2 separate regions of the Homo sapiens genome follow, and region 2 is linked to region 1. The links are chromatin loops, found by intact Hi-C in ENCODE. Cell type or tissue: spleen. All regions are shown on one strand. Each heading gives the region's core, and the rest is flanking DNA. Links, peaks and the distances in the headings are about the cores only.

Region 1 (5,000 bases), core at 1,518-4,017:
CTTACTCAATCAGTAAACACACGCGCTTCCTTGTGTCCAGGATAAACAGCAAACAGACAAATGTAGAGCCTGCACTCACCAAGCTTTCAGGCTAGCTGAAACTGCTAGATTGGTTGACAGAGTTCACCTAACTTGAGTAATTGGTATGGCAGGTCCTGGTTTTTGAACTAACCTCAGCCCTGGGGAAGCCCATTTGCATGCTTTTGAGGCAGGCAGAACTGAGTTCAAGTCCAACCTCCATCTCTAACTGGCTGTGTGTCCCTGAACCATGTTGTTGACTTCTCAAAGTCTAATATTCCTTAGGCCCTGGCAATGGCTCACACATATAATCTCAGACCTTTTGGAAGACCAAGGCAGGAGGATTGCTTGAGGCCAAGAGTTCGAGACCAAGCCTGGGCAACATAGTAAGACCCCATCTCTAAAAAAATAAAAATAAAAAATAAATTAGCCACGTGTGGTGGCATGTGCCCATAGTTCTAGCTATTCTAGAGGATGAGAGGGGAGAATCACTTGAACTCAGGAGTTTAAGGATGCAGCAAGCCATGATCATGCCATTACAATCCAGCCTATATAACGGAGAGAGACCCTGTATTAAAAATAATAATAACAATAATAATAATAATAATATCCATCTCAAGTAGTTATTGTAAAGATAAAATGAAAAAATACACGTCAGGCACTTAGCACAGAGCCTGATACAATATGTGTGCAAAAAGGGAAGAGTTCTTATTAGTAAATTACCCCAACCCGCTCATATTACAGTCAAAAAATGGAAGTCAGGGGTTCTATTGCATCTCTCAAATGACAAGCCTGTATCAACACTATGTCTTCTCCACAGATAGAAAGAACCATGGAATTTCTCCCCACTAACTACAGAACTGTCTTTACAACCACCATCTTTAATTTGGTTCTCTGTGGTCTCAAGAGTATTTTTCACACTTTACATTTCCTGTAGACATTATAAATCATATTTCCTCAATTATAACAGAAGCTCCTAAATCCCTCATGGCACCTAACCCAGTGCTGAGAAGACTGCAGGTACTTCATAAATATTTGTTAAATGAGTTATTGTAAATAAGTCAGTATCTGTAGACTGTGGGAACGAATATTAGTGAACATTCCTGTAATTGCACAAAAGAGGAAGTATATTCTAGATGAAGAGATCTCACTTTATCAATAATATTTAGAGTTAGCATTTTGAGTATACTATACGAAACACCTCATGTATGTTATTCCATTTATTTCCACAATACCCCTACAACATGTGATCAGTTCCTACACAGATTTTACAGAAGAAGAAACCAAGTGTGTTGTAGTGCTAGGGTCTCAAACTTCCTGTTTATACCCACATAAGCACAGGTGTCAAGTTCACTAGAGATACGGGAAGAAAACATTACTTTGTAAATTCATAGTAACACAAACAAATTATGAAGTAGAATGCAAAATTCACTAGAATTTTTAAGGAATAAAAAGTATTCCAAAGAATCTTTGTGCTTAAAGAGCCACTTCTCCAGCTCCTGGCCCCTGGCCCCCACCTTGGGATTTTAAGTATATTTTCTGCTGAGGGTTATTGTTTTGAGAAGCCTTCAGATTTTCTATGGTTCAGATAATATGAGCAAGCTTCCAATGTGTTTCAAAAGCTTGAAGGAGTTTATAAATCCTATTGAGAAAGTGGATTTCAGCTTACCAGATACTGTTTATACATACATAATATTAATTAAGTCTTGAATGCAGTGATAACCTAAGCTGTACAGAATTGTCTTCCTCTACAGATTTCTGAAAGCATGGTGCTTCCAAAACATACTTATTATTCTATTGTAAATTACAGGATCAGTGAAGCTTAAGATCTGATCTGTTTTTGTTTGTTTGTGTGATTGATGTTTTTGAGGTGAAAATGTTCATCCCTTCAGCCAAAGAATATTGGCTTTAGATCTCAAGTTTTAAGGCTTTTTTCATAATGAAAGCCTTTGAAATGTTAATGAGACTATATGTAAAATGCATTTTAACACTTGCTGATCCAAAGTATTTGTTTCCATGCACATTGGCATGAGGGTAAACTCAGAATTTATTGGTGATCTTGCACCTGCATTCCTATTTTAGGGCCCATTTATATCTATTTCTACAAAATCTTTTGTTTGGTATGAATGCCCAAGTTCTGCTTAATCAAAAAGAACAATGGCCCTTAATTGTCACCAGTCTCACAAATGATCCATGAAGAAAAGTTAGATCTGTTGGACTGTGTCATCACTGAGGGCCTAATGACCCCTTTACTAGCTGCTTTTCAAGTCTGGGCCTTCAGACTTTTTTTATTATTATTATTATCAGTTTGATGAGACAGGGTCTTACATTGTTGTCCAGGCAGGTCTTGAACTCCTGAGTCAAGCAATCCTCCTGCCTCAGCCTCCGAAAGTGCTAAGATAACATGTGTGAGCCACTGCGCCTGGCAACAGAATTAATTTTTTTAATTTTAGTTTGCAAGAAGAACATACCTCATTTCATCTTCCTACTTGAATTGTTTTCTCATGCTGCAGATGTTAGTCCCATCCATATATTGAATTATAATGGCAAACAAATAACATAACCAATCAAAGGTGTGGATCCTAAACAGTCTTAAGTGACCCCTGTAGAAAAGGAACTTCCATCCTTCTTTAGATATTCCCTTTAAGTAATAGATTAATTCATTCATTGAATTCTTCACTCAGCAGGCATATTGCATACCCCTTGTGTACCAAGCAGGCACTAGGTGCCATGGACACAAAGAACTACATAGTGCAGTTCACACCGTAGTCCCGAGAATGACTGGAGATGCTCGCAGGAAACAGATAGGTAACATTAATGTGCCAAATGGGGCAGGGGGAAACCATGGCACACTGGGCACCTGACTCCATCTAAAGAGGGCAGTGGCTTCTTGGCTTCAGCCGTTTGTCACCATGTAGGAAGGTTGACCAACTGTGACCAGAAATTCCAGTACTTTAAGAGATGCCAGAGAGCCAGCTTTCAAATGGAATCTTCTAATTTTTAAATGTGGGCAATTAATTTGTAAACGTAATGTGTGGACCAAACAAGACATATGTACTCTGGCTGAAAATGAGAGTGAGCCACCTTTTTGTGACCTTTGGTCCCACTGGGTGTCCTGAGACATCCTTCAGCAATCTGTTGTCTACATTGAGATGAAACTTCCCTTCACTTTCACCATCCAGACAAGTTTTTCACTAGCTCCTCTGTATTCAGAAAGACTATTAGGCACAGATCTGTCTGCCCAGCCACATGGTATTGTAAATGGGGGCTAGGGGGAGCCCCAGTTAAAGAATCAAAGCATGATTAGCATAGTTTGGCAGATGATAAAGCTGTATGAGTTATAGACTAATTATTTTATTAACATCTCAACATTGATATCAGCATAAAAAGATGATGTCTTAGGGCCAGGTGATGGCTCACACCTGTAATCCCAACACTTTGGGAGGCCGAGGCAGGCAGATCACGAGGTCAGGAGATCAAGACCACCATGGCTAACATGGTGAAACCCCGTCTCTACTAAGTATACAAAAAATTAGCCAGGCATGGTGGCGGGCGCCTGTAGTCCCAGCTACCCAGGAGGCTGACGCAGGAGAATGGTGTGAACCCGGGAGGCGGAGCTTGCAGTGAGCCGAGATCATGCCACGGCACTCCAGCCTGGACGAAAGAGCGAGACTCTGTCTCAAAACAAAAGAAGATAATGCCTTTCAGTCTGTCTAAAGAATGGTTTATGATTTGCAGGGAATCTTAACTCTTGATGGATTCTGTACTTCTTTTTGGGCTTTTGCAGTGACTATCTTTTGATATTTTGAGTAATAAGAACTCTTAAAATCAGAAATCATATTGTTTGGACCTGCACGTATGCTGTGAATCTGGTCTAATAAAGCAGTTGATCCTTGTTCAGCCAAGCATAGAATGTGAGTCCGACATGCATGTCATCTTAGATGAATACCTTTTTTCTTACACCTCAAAATGCTTGTCCTAAAGAAATGAAGGCAATTCATATGAGTCGAATTAGAGAGCCAGAAGTCTATCTATTGAAAGATCCAGCTGCATATTTAAATCTCATCCTGTGTGTCTGTATTGATTGCTACTGAGCGCCATAATCTTTTGGGAAACACGTGTATACACACACAGACACAAACCAACTGATAGGCTACTACATCTATTTGAACCTTTAGTTCATCTGAAGATGTGTGAAAATGTTGGAGCCAGAGTACTCCCCAGTGTCTTCTCTACGTGTGCAGGTGCTAAAAAATTCACACGAATCTAGTTCTAGCTGGCCTCACTCACTCTTGAAATTTTTCCACTGGGGACACTTATAGAAAGACCTAAGACACTCTGGGGTAGAACTTCTGTTTTTTTGCTGAATGGAAACATATCTGCAGAGTATCAAAAGCAGAGACATTTTTGGCTCACAAAAAAACTAATAAAGTTAGATTTTTATGTCAGATTCCAGTAACACAGCTAGTCACCCTAAGTGAGTATGTGTTAAAGTTCAAGAGGGCTGCTGCTGTTAAAGTTGAATAGTGCAGCACATATAGAATGATTTCTGCTTAGTAGACTTCCTGTCTTGGCGGTATCACTCAGAGAGGATTTTAATAAGTGTTGTTTTTCAGAGATCGTTGTTCGGAGTAACAAATTTCAAAAGTCTAAATTCCGTAAGTGAGGTCAGACACCAGTGGAGAAAATGTAGAGTGGGAGTGTACAGTGAATCAGAAGGGACTGTGTTTGGCTTGGGGATTGGTGGAGGAGGACAGGAGGAACTGGGTTGTTGGTAATAGGCACAGAGGGTGAACCCGCCTCCATGACCAACTCAGAAAACACAGTCGTGGTCCAACAAAGCAATCAGTCTGTGGAGTGAGAACTGATTCCAAGAAATTAGGTTATTTAATATGTTTCAATCTCTGGCCCTAATGTATGACTCCTCCTTATTTGGCAGTGGAAATCCTGACTGCTCGTCAGAAGAAAGCAGAAGAACTAAA
Region 2 (5,000 bases), core at 1,231-3,730, 150 kb before region 1:
CATTATGGAAATGCCACTGAAGGTTGACACTTTCACAGTAATGTAAATAATGAGAGGTGCACCCCAGATTGTGGTCCCAAGCAGCCAGCCATCTGTGGGACACTGCACAGTGCACCTAGCCGAGTTGAGTAAAGGTGTAAACACACTGTTATATAGAACCCTCATTCTGATTCTGTGGAACGGAGTCCCATGGTCTGTAAAGCTAGGACCAATGGGAATGTTTGAGGAATACAGATTTTGGGTCAATAGATGGAAAGTTGCCCCATTATGGATTGTGCTATTTCAGGAGGTAATAGGCCCCCATCACTAAACATATATAAGCATCGCCTATACCAGGCAATATCTTATTTAATTATATACATTCTCTCCTTTATTCTCAAAACAGTGCTATGAAGTACATGCTCCTATTACTCCAGTTTTACTGAAGAGCAAAACTGAAGCCTAGAAAGGTTGAGTAGCTAGTAATTTGTAGAGCTGGTATAAAGCCCAGGCAGTTTGCGGGCAGAAACTGCATATGCACTGAGATGAAGAAAGGATGCAAACATTAGGTGGCCATATGGATTTTCAAGATTCCTTCCTAACACTAGGATTAATACTTTAATTCACCTTAGGGATCAAGATGCTAGCTGTTGCAAAGTACTAGTTCATTATCAGCACCCAGTTCCTAGAGATTCAGAACAAAGTGAATACAGTCATCATCATCATAGTTATCACTTATTGATCATTTTATTTAAACCTCAAAGGAATCTTGGAAGGTAAGGATTATACACCCTTATTGGACAGTGAAACTGAAGCTCAGGGAAGTTACATAACTTGATTGAGTCTGCAGAGTTGATAAGTGGCAGATGAATCTGGTGTCTGACACCCAGGCCCTGCTTTTTCTTATACCACCCTGTGAGGTAACACATGGTGACACTGAAAATATTTACCTATCGGTCTGCACAGAAACCAACAAGTCAGAGCTGTCAGCAACGCCTGTGGCTCTGCAGGTGATGAGTATCACCTGAAGTGATATTTAGGAGCAGTTTGAAGGTGTGTGAAAGGCTTGGTAATCTACCAAGACCACAGATCTGGAGCTCTAGTGACTTCTTCCCATGCTCAGCATTTATTTTATTTTATACATGATAAGTAGTACTATTAAAGAGAGAGAAAGCCTTCACGGATAACTATTATTACATTTATATTTCTAATTAAGGAAAAATGTTTTGCAGTGGTAATCTGTGTCCCTTATAAATGGCAGGCTCTCTTCCCACTCCTTGTCTTCCTTTCCCTTATTCCAGTCTGATGCTAATCCCTCTTGCTTCCTCAGGGACCTTGCTTCATTGTCTTTTCTTCAGGGTCTCAATGATCCTTTTCTTTCAACATATAAACATGCATAAGTCTTTCATATTCTTTATGAAAACAGAAAACGATGAACGCTTTTGGTCGCTTCTCTCTAGGTTTGGGTGTGTTTCATCTTATTCCTGGTCTTAGCAGGCAGCTCCTTGAAGTACAGGTCCTCGTACACATCCCGCACCTCGCCATCTTCCTTTCATCTTCAACCCCCTGCACTCCTGTCCTCTCCTAATGACCACCAGGTCCATTATCTAGGATTCTCTTTCATTTCTTGAACTTTGCACAACATTTGGTGTTCTTGACCACTCTCTGCTCCTTAAAATGTTGCCCACCTGTTTTCTGAGTTATCCATTTCTCCTCATTTTCTTTCTTGTCCAGCTGCTCTATATTTGGACTTCTCTTTACTGTCCTCCCTTCCTCTCAAACCTTAGCCTCCCCTACAGTTCAGCCCTCAGCCCTCTGCTCATTCTGCACGTTTGCCCTGTGGCAGCTCATCTTCTGTTTTCTTCTACTACCACCTATATGCCATTGATTCCATTGTAAATCTGCATCTCCAGCCTTGAAATCTTATCTGACATGTGTTCCAAATGTCTTTAACTCGACAAGTTCAAAACATCACTTCCCCAACTTCAATCCAGCATACTCCTTCTGTGTTTTCTATCTCAATGAATGAAACCTGCTTCACCAAGTTTAAAACCCAGGACAACTTCTTTGCCTTCTTCAACCTCTACATTTTATATAGAGACTGTCTTTTCAGACTCTCTTGAATCTGCTCTTTCCTCCCTGTATCATAACCTTCATTACTGCCGTGGTTCGGGCCCTCATCCCTTCTCTTGAGGATTATTGCAGTAGCCTCGCAACTGGTCTCTCTGGCTTCTGCCTGGCCTGTCTCCAATTTGTTCCTCATACTGCTGCCTTTCTAAAAGGCAAATCTGATTACAACTCTCCACTGCTTAAAATCCTTCAGAGGAGTTTCTGCATCTTCAGGTTAAAATGTAAGCTCCCTGGCATGGCACGAAAGCTTCTTTGTGATCTGGGCCTTCCCTTCAGGTGTGTGTCAGTCTCCTCTAATGATCCTGGTCCCCACTGTCTGCCCCTGCCCGTAGCATCTCCACTAAAGGAAAGAAATGATAGGAGGGATGGGAATAGAGGCGAGATGATAGACCTGCTGTTCAGTACTGTAGCCACTAGCTACATGTGGCTGTTGGGCACTGGAAATACAGCTAGTCCAAGTTGAGATGTGCGTAAGTGTAAAATACACCATGCTTTGAGACTATATAAAAAAATGTAAAATTTCTTATTTAACAAATTGTAATATTGGTTACATGTTGAAACAGCAATAGTTTTGATATAGTAGGTTAAACAAAATATATTACTAAAATTAATTTCACATATTTCTTTTTATTTTTAAAAATGTGATTACTTAGTGGACGTTACCATGCGACATAAAGAAATAATAAAATAAAATGTGATTACTAGAAAATTAAACATCACCTGTGTGCTCACATTATAGTTCTGTTGGACAGCATTGTTAGGGAACATCTCATTCCCAGGAGATGCATCCTGTACGAGCCAAGCCCACGAGCTTTTTGAATGATTAAGTCAGCCCTATTGGCATAGAGAAGTAGCAGTTGCTCAGTTTTTTCAGTCCAGAGGTATGAAATGTTTGGATAAGATTCAGAATTGGAGAGACAGCTTCTGAACGCTATAGCCAGGAGTTACATGTACAATGGGCATAGTGTGGAAAGCACTATTAAAGCACATCTGTCTCAGCAGGCCCACCCAGCCATCATCAGAAGTGGGAGGCAGGAATTCTCGTGGTATGGTAGAGGAAGGATTTGAGGTAGACAGGAGGAACAAGGGAAGGGAAAGTGGAATCACATTCCCTGGAAGCCTCCTATTTGTGAGGCACCAGCTGAAACCCTGAGAGCCAGGTCTCTGAGATTCCCCATCCTGCCGTTGATTCTTCCTAGTGGGCTAAGTCCCAACTCCCCTACTGTCTGGCTGTAGGATCCTGAACAAATTAATGAATCAACGAATCTGGAGTCCGAATATTATGCACACCATACAGTCATAATGTGTCAAACAAAATGATGTGACCCACACTGATAAGGGCTCTACAGAAGTTAGTTATGCCTTAAGACACTGAGGGCAGTAATCTGTGGATGAGTTGGCCTGAAGGGCTTTGAGGGAAGGGCATACGGACTGTCAGAAAGACCTGGAAGATAGCACCTGTTGCCTTAAGAGATATGCAGAGCTTCTGGCTAACACGGTGAAACCCCGTCTCACCAAAAATCCAAAAAAAAAAAAAAAAAAAAGAGCCTGGCATGGTGGTGGGCACCTGCAGTCCCAGCTACTCGGGAGGCTGAGGCAGGAGAATGGCGTGAACCTGGGAGGCAGAGCTTGCAGTGAGGGGAGATCGTGCCACTGCACTCCAGCCTGGGAGACAGTGTGAGACTCCATCTCAAAAAAAAAAAAAAAAAAAAAGAGATATGCAGAGCTTTATGTGTTCACGATGGAAAAGCCAACCTGTGATAGGAAACCAGATCTTACCAGGTTGGATCAGGAAGGGGAACCCTCCTGGAAGAGGTGATGGGAAGAAACTGTGACTATAAAGAGAACAGTCCAGTGGGATTAGATTCCAGTGAAATCTGATAGGCAGTGTGACTCAGTGTCTTCTCTAGTGGTGGTTTGCCTGCTGTAGTCTGTTGGACTCTTAAATTCTGAGAACTTCCTCTCTTGGTTTCAACCTGGGCGGCTGTTTTTATTTGCTTCATGAGTAGGCATTTTGTATAAGATTTTGTTAGGGGCAAAGGTTCTTGTGCTAAAAACAGAAGTTTGAAAGTCCTACATTATAGAAAATGGCCTGAGAGGAGTGGTAACTACCTTGATGTGATTATTTCTCCCTCATTCGCAGGATCTAGGACCAGTTTAGGCCCTTTCCAGAGGGCATACAGCTTCCTTTCATCTGAGGCTTAGCGACTTCGCGGACCAACCATGCAGTTTGCCTTGTCCAGGTAGTTTAGCCAGGTAGCCATAACTCAGTCTTGTTCTTGGGTAAACAAGTTTTCACTTTTGTACTGGGTTCCACCTTGTCTCCTGCATTCCCAAGTCCTGGATTTGTGTTCTTGTGGAGGGACCCCAAGTTGTCTTAGTTAAGGATCCTGTCATGTTTCTCCAAGCCTTCTTGGGACAGTAGTGTCCCTAGGGTTGGGCCACTGCTACTCCCTTCTAGGCCTCTTTAGTACTGAGAACTACCAGCAAGGGTCAGGAAACTTGATAGATATTTAGAATTGAATAATTTGCCTGGAGCTTGGCTTTTCCCTGGCTCCAGACCCCTGAGAGCAAATATTCTTGCTAGTTTGCAGTCCCGCTGGTCTCTGAGTCCCATTTGTACAACTTGGAAGGAGAAAGGAAGACAGATATAGGGCTGATTTTCTTAAATTATGGTGCATTCATATCTTTGTCTCTAGTGGGAAGGTTGGTCTTATGTGTGTATGAGAAAGGTGGCCGCCTTTATGTTGTGGTTTCAGAATCCATACTGCTGAAAAGGGCACTTCAAATATCAAGTTTCTCTTTTTTGCTCTCCAATATGTGAAAGCCTACGTTATAAAAACTCTATTTAGTTTCCTATGACCAGTATGATTTAGAAGAAAAAGAGGACG

Evidence for each region. Peaks named below come from ENCODE experiments on the same cell type or tissue, not always from the same donor. Only the 100,000 strongest peaks of a DNase experiment are listed, where the experiment ranks them.
Region 2: it touches region 1 in a loop (3-fold over the local background); 56 of 110 quality-filtered maps call a loop at or near these places.

Annotation. Positions count from the first base shown.
Region 1 is chr2:200,462,333-200,467,332 of GRCh38, forward strand. SPATS2L (spermatogenesis associated serine rich 2 like) reads left to right here. Exons shown (of 13, transcript NM_001100423.2): 10 at 4,958-5,000. All of the region lies in intron 2 of LOC101927741 (a long non-coding RNA gene), which reads right to left. Among named protein-coding and RNA genes, the nearest start is that of KCTD18, 45 kb to the right of the region's middle. In spleen, for the core only: no CTCF peak of the experiment used is centred there; no DNase peak of the experiment used is centred there; H3K27ac peaks cover 1,705 bases.
Region 2 is chr2:200,312,224-200,317,223 of GRCh38, forward strand. All of the region lies in intron 1 of SPATS2L (spermatogenesis associated serine rich 2 like), which reads left to right. Among named protein-coding and RNA genes, the nearest start is that of SPATS2L, 8.0 kb to the left of the region's middle. RefSeq lists an enhancer at 43-543. In spleen, for the core only: no CTCF peak of the experiment used is centred there; no DNase peak of the experiment used is centred there.